2 separate regions of the Homo sapiens genome follow, and region 2 is linked to region 1. Evidence: chromatin contacts called from ENCODE Hi-C or POLR2A ChIA-PET data. All regions are on one chromosome and are shown on one strand. Each heading gives the region's core, a stretch centred on a gene start or an enhancer-like site at or near the end of the contact. The rest is flanking DNA. Distances are from core to core; before and after follow the strand shown. Region 1 overlaps MIR3681HG (MIR3681 host gene). Region 2 has its middle 51 kb from the start of MIR3125.

Region 1 (2,797 bases), core at 213-2,712:
ACTGACATTTTTCCAAATATTCTCCTGTAAACGGCAGGTAGATCGTTTCTGCTATTGATTGTCTTATTTATAGCTAACAAAATGCATACATTAGTTAGGAGAGAGGAATGAAAATAGTCTGTCAATTACTTTTGTGCTCACAAACTATGCTAGACATTTCAAGTTCTTCATTCAAAATTCCATAGCATCTGTTTAAGATAGTAGCTACTTACTTCATCTCACAGGTGTGCCACTAAGGCTTAGAAAGGTGAAGCATCTCGCCAATGTCACATAGGTAGTAACTGGAAGAATCAAAGCTTAATCCAAAGTTGCTTGGCTGCAAACTTATTTTTGGGTTTTCAAATGTGCACTAAAAGCACTGGCTAGGCTGGTTGGGGAGAAACCGAAGAAGAGGAACTCATGTAGAACAGGGAAACTATTGGACCAGCCAAAGCTGCTTAACCTTTTCTGCTGTAATAAAATGTTCAAGGGTACCATGGCCTTAGTCAGCGGCATCTGAATCCACTCTTACGAAGCTGTGATTCTGTGACATGCTTGATAGACACTTATCTGAGTCTATCAATTAAAGCTTCAGCAAACTCTGTCCAGATGTATTTTCATCTATAGTTTTAAGACAAATTATTATTTAATGTCAGTCTTTTTTCCTGTAAATGTGTACACCATGCTAAGTGCTTTACATGCTTAGCATCGGTCAATCTTCACAACAGCTCTGTGCTGTGGCTTGTTATCCTCATCCAACAGATGTGAAAACCAAGGATCCTTCCAAGCTTGCACGGCCAATTTTGGTGGAACCACAATTAAGATGCAAGTTGGTTTAACTCTGAAACCTGTGTTTCTTCATGAAATTGTGCCACGATTTCATTAGGAGAAGCCCTCTTGCAGGCCCCTTTCGTATTTAACGAATAATCCATACTTCATGGTTTCTGCTGCTTTTCTTTTCCTGGAGGATTTTATTAAGAAATCCATTTGTCTTTGCACCCTGGGAGCTGCTTCCTCCTGCTGTCTGACTCAGGCTTTTCAGCCTATTTGCACCTCAAATCCCTCATTAGGGAATCCAGGCTGGGGAGAGTTCTAGGCACAGTTTAAAAGGTTTTGCTCCCCCCACCCTGCCCGCCCACCCCTTCCTATTTTTGCTTTTATTTTTAACTGCACTTCTTTCTGACAGGAACTCTGTTTGTCCTGACTTGAGTCTGATGTTATGAGTCACTGGGGAGATATAATATGCTGATTGCTGAACCAGGTTATTATTTTTTCTTTTTCTATGACTCATTCTCTTCAAAATCTCTAATTTATGATAAAAGTCAGTAAGATGTAAGCACAGAAAATGTTCCTAATGGGCTGTCTTATTAGGTTTGGGCCCACTTTGTCTAGTTTAACTCTTGAGATGAACAATGTAATTCAGTGTCCCCCTTAGAAAGATCTGGGGCCGGTGGGCCATGGCTCCTCCCACACCACTGCCAGGCAGGGCAATGAGCAGTGCTAGGGCTCCACTCATAGGAAGAGTTCAACCTGTGGACCCAGTTGAAAGAAGAGAAAGCTTCTGATGAGATACTACTAGTGCTGCCCACATATGTGCATCACAAGGACATAGAGCCATAAAAACCTATCCTGCTTTACAATGTTTCTAATGAAGGAACATTATAAGTCATCATCCCCTTAAAATGCCACCCCAAAATGGGGCAAACGCATATGCAAAATACAAACATAGCTCACAAGATGACAGTGTAAACTAAGAAAATCTACTCAGACGTAGAAAGAGATGGGGATTTTTTATGATCCACTTTGTTATGTAAACAAAGAGTCAGACTGTTAGACCAGGACAAGATTTTCAAGGTCTCATTCAATGCACGACCACTTTTCATAGCCCCTTGGACAGATGCAGCCAGTAATGGGGAGCTCCCTGTGTTCTCAACTATTTAACCATTTGAAGTTCATTGGTGAATAATTGAACACTTACCCTGTGCCCCGATGTCTCCTAGGAACCAGAGATGCAAATGTGATAATGATGTCTCTAAACTGCCCTGGTCTTAGGAGGACAAACTCCTGACTCTTCTTCAGCAACCCCCGCTGTGTCCCTTCTTAGCCTTGCCCAAGCCTGTTTAACCTGCGCCGGACCCACAGCATGAGGCTGAGGCAGCTTCTAAGCTGCTATAGATGTGGCCTTTAGTCCGCTGGGTTGCTCTTTTGTGTCAGCCTCTGCCTGGTGACACAGCTTGTCAGTGCCACTGCTTGGGATCTGCCGCAGTGCAGCAGCTGGAATGAATCACACGCCTCTTCCAATTTCAGTGGTCTTCTGTTGTTATGGACTGAGTTCTGTCCCCCTAAAATCCGCATGTGGAAGTAGTCGTAACCCAATGTGACTGTATTTAAAGATAGGGTCTTTAAGGAGATAATTAAGCTTATTTAATTTTTTATTCATGTAAGTTTACAGGATATAAGTGTAATTTTTTTGCATGTATAGATTACATAGTGGTCAAGTCAAGGCTTTTAGGGTACCCATTGCCTGAATAGCATACGCTGTACCATTAAGTAATTTCCCATCCTCTACCAATTTAATTAAGTTTAAATGCTGTCAAAAGAGTGGGAAGCTAATCCGATAAGACCTGTGTCCTTATTAAAAGAGGAAGAGACACCAGGAATGTGCAAACAAGGATGAAAGGTCACATAAGGACACAGTGAGAAGGTGACCATCTGCAAGCCAGGAAGAAGCCAACCCTGCTTCACCTTCATCTTCAACTTTTATCCTCTAGAACTATGAAAAGATTAATCAAGTCACTCAATTTGTGGTATTCTTTTC
Region 2 (2,797 bases), core at 182-2,681, 230 kb before region 1:
AAAAGTGAGGAATCTATGGTGTATAAAGAGAGGTATTGAATATGGAATCAGTTTAAACTTGGTGTCAAGTCAAAATAGATATTTTCAAAAGAAAAACTGCTTAATGTAAAATACCACTTATTGAAGTGTTATTGTTGAGGTTCACATTCATCCCCTAGTATCAATCCAATGTAAAGTATTTGCCTCTAACTTTGTTTTTTTCATTTTGGGGTTTGCAGTGAGAGCAGTTAGGAAAAACTTACTCATTTCTCTAAATAAACTGAATAATTATATTAATATTTTCCAAGATTTTGTGTGGATATTTTTCATGATTGCCCTTTACATATAAAACATTGATTTTTAAATTGGATCATTTCTCCTATAATTTAATAACTTAAAACCAATGCCTAGTTTCTGTGTTTTCATCTTGTCATCTAATGCAGAGATGGATATGACAACATGAGGCATTTTAGTGAGAATTAAATTGGAAAACGTGTGTGTAAAAATAACAACAATGAAGGAGCTCAAAAACTGTGACTTGTGTCTGAATGCATAATTTAATCAATATAGCAGCCCTCCCCAACATAGAAAAACACTCACTAAATATCCTTCTGACTCCACAGACCACAATTCCTTAGAGAACTGGAGCACTGTCTTTGCATCTTTGTCTGTCCAGGTCCAAGACAGTGCTTGGCAGCCAACCACCATTCAGGAGATCCATGTTGAATGCAGGCAGAAAAGGATTTAATCTCTTCCCCAGCTCCTCAGGAAGAGAGCTTGCTTAGAAAATATATTTCTAGTACACATTTGTTTCATATTAGTCTCTCACCAAGTCTATGCAACTGTGGGATCCCGGAGACACAGAAGGTCAAGTCCTTCTTGCTATTTACTGACTTGCCTGTCCAACAGTTCCCATCATGATAGTCTTTCCTGGAAAATATTTAGGAAGACTAAAGCTTTTCTTAGTCATCTATGTAAACACTCTCGGAACATTTAATACGTGGCTGACACCATGCTAGACATTTTCACAACGATTATCTCATTTAATTTGCACTGTGATTTTTAAGTTGGATAGTATCAACCATATTTTACAGATGAGAAATGAAGATTTAAACATGTTAAGTTATTTGCCCACAGCTAATAAATGTCAGAGCACAGTTCTTGAGCCCCAGTCTCTCTGACGCCATATCCAGGTCTCATTCCACTCCATTACAGCGCCTAACAAAGAACAACTTAGGAAAATATTGTCTTTCTGTTTCCCTTTCTCTCTTCTGTCCTTTCTCCAAACATTGCTCATACAATGGAATGGAATTCTAAGGAGAGAGAAATAAATTCTTTTCTTTTGGAACTCCTTTTCCTTTGGATTTGTTCCCGGTTCTTGTGTGAACCATGGTTCAACTTCCACATCCTCTCTTTGACCCTAACTTCCTCTCAGATCCTTTTTCCAACAATCCTCTCCCACCCCATGTGATGAATCACCTGGCTTGCCTCAAGACAGAGAATAACAGACTCCAACCACCCCATCATTGCCTATGGTTCCAGCTAGCCATATATGCAGCCCTACATGCCTTATTTGGGTGAGTGGATCTAAGACGGTAATAGGTTTCTAATCGTTTTAATATGTACGTCATTCAGCAGAATAAACTGGTCATACTTACTAGTATTAATTTATTCATTCATTTATTCACTAAATGTTCACTCTTAATAAAGCATTCTGTTAGACACAAGGAACTCAAAGGTAAATACATTATATTCTCTGCATAGTAGGATACTAAAAACTTGTAGGAGGTGCAAATGAGTAAGCATTACAAAATAATGTGGTAAATTATGTGAGAGGTAGATAGGGTATAGTAGTGTAAGCCTTATATGCTTTGAGATAAATTAACCAGAATTGGAAGCCTAGCTTTCACACTTACTTGGAAGTATGCTCTCATGCAAGTCTCTTAGTCTTTTTGAATTCCATTTTCCTCATCTGTAAAACTGGAATAAGAATTTCTACCCATATTGCCATTATGAAGATTAAATGAAATGACAGAGAACATGGCCAGAGAAAAAGAACCCAATATAACCCATATCCTATCCCATTAGAGAAGAGGAGTAATGATAATAAAGTATAATTTTTCTCAAAATGAAGCCCAAGTTGAGAAACCAAAAGACAGTAATTTTTGAGACTGAATTACACAAAAATTGAACTAACGTTGTTAGACTTTTGTGTTTGATCAAGTAAGACCTAAAATAACTACAATATTTGATATGGTTTGGCTGTGTCCCCACCCAAATATCATCTTGAACTGTAGCTCCCATAATTCCCACATGTTGTGGGAAGGACCTGGTGGGAGATAATTGAATCATGGGGTCAGTTCCCTCATATTGTTCTTGTGGTGGTGAATAGGTCTCAAGTTATCTATTGGTCTTATAAGGGGTTTCCCCTTTTGCTTGGCTTTCATCCTCTCTTGCTTGTCCCCAGGTAAGATGTACCTTTTGCCTTCCACCACGATTGTGAGGCCTTCCCAGCCACATGGGACTGTGATTCGATTAAACCTCTTTTTCTTTATACATTACCCAGTCTCAGGTATGTCCTTATTAGCAGCATGTGACAGACTAACACACTAAATTGCTACTGGTGGCACTGCTGTAAAGATACCCAAAAATGTGGAAGCAACTTTGGAACTGGGTAACGGATAGAGGTTGAGACAGTTTGGAGGGCTCAGAAGACAGAAAAATGTGGGAACGTTTGGAACTTCCTAGAGACTTGGAGGGCTCAGAGGAAGACAGGAAAATGTTGGGAAGTTTAGAACTTCCTAGAGACTTGTTGAAT

Evidence for each region. Hi-C counts contacts between places; a loop is a spot of excess contacts on that map. ChIA-PET counts read pairs that join two places held with the same protein, here RNA polymerase II (POLR2A).
Region 2: a map of endothelial cell of umbilical vein shows a loop between it and region 1 (6-fold over the local background). The contact joins two enhancer-like sites. A Hi-C loop is called at or near these places in 1 of 168 maps with a recorded cell type or tissue (endothelial cell of umbilical vein). POLR2A ChIA-PET finds 5 or more read pairs at or near these places in 2 of 52 experiments (H1 and endothelial cell of umbilical vein).

The regions. Positions count from the first base shown.
Region 1 is chr2:12,553,782-12,556,578 of GRCh38, reverse strand. The region is part of intron 4 of MIR3681HG (MIR3681 host gene); the gene reads right to left. Among named protein-coding and RNA genes, the nearest start is that of TRIB2, 160 kb to the left of the region's middle. Within about 2 kb of position 1,462, at least 5 of the 41 ENCODE cell types and tissues checked have a DNase peak (open chromatin) inside an H3K27ac peak, as active enhancers do.
Region 2 is chr2:12,786,630-12,789,426 of GRCh38, reverse strand. No RefSeq gene overlaps it. Among named protein-coding and RNA genes, the nearest start is that of MIR3125, 51 kb to the right of the region's middle. Within about 2 kb of position 1,431, at least 5 of the 41 ENCODE cell types and tissues checked have a DNase peak (open chromatin) inside an H3K27ac peak, as active enhancers do.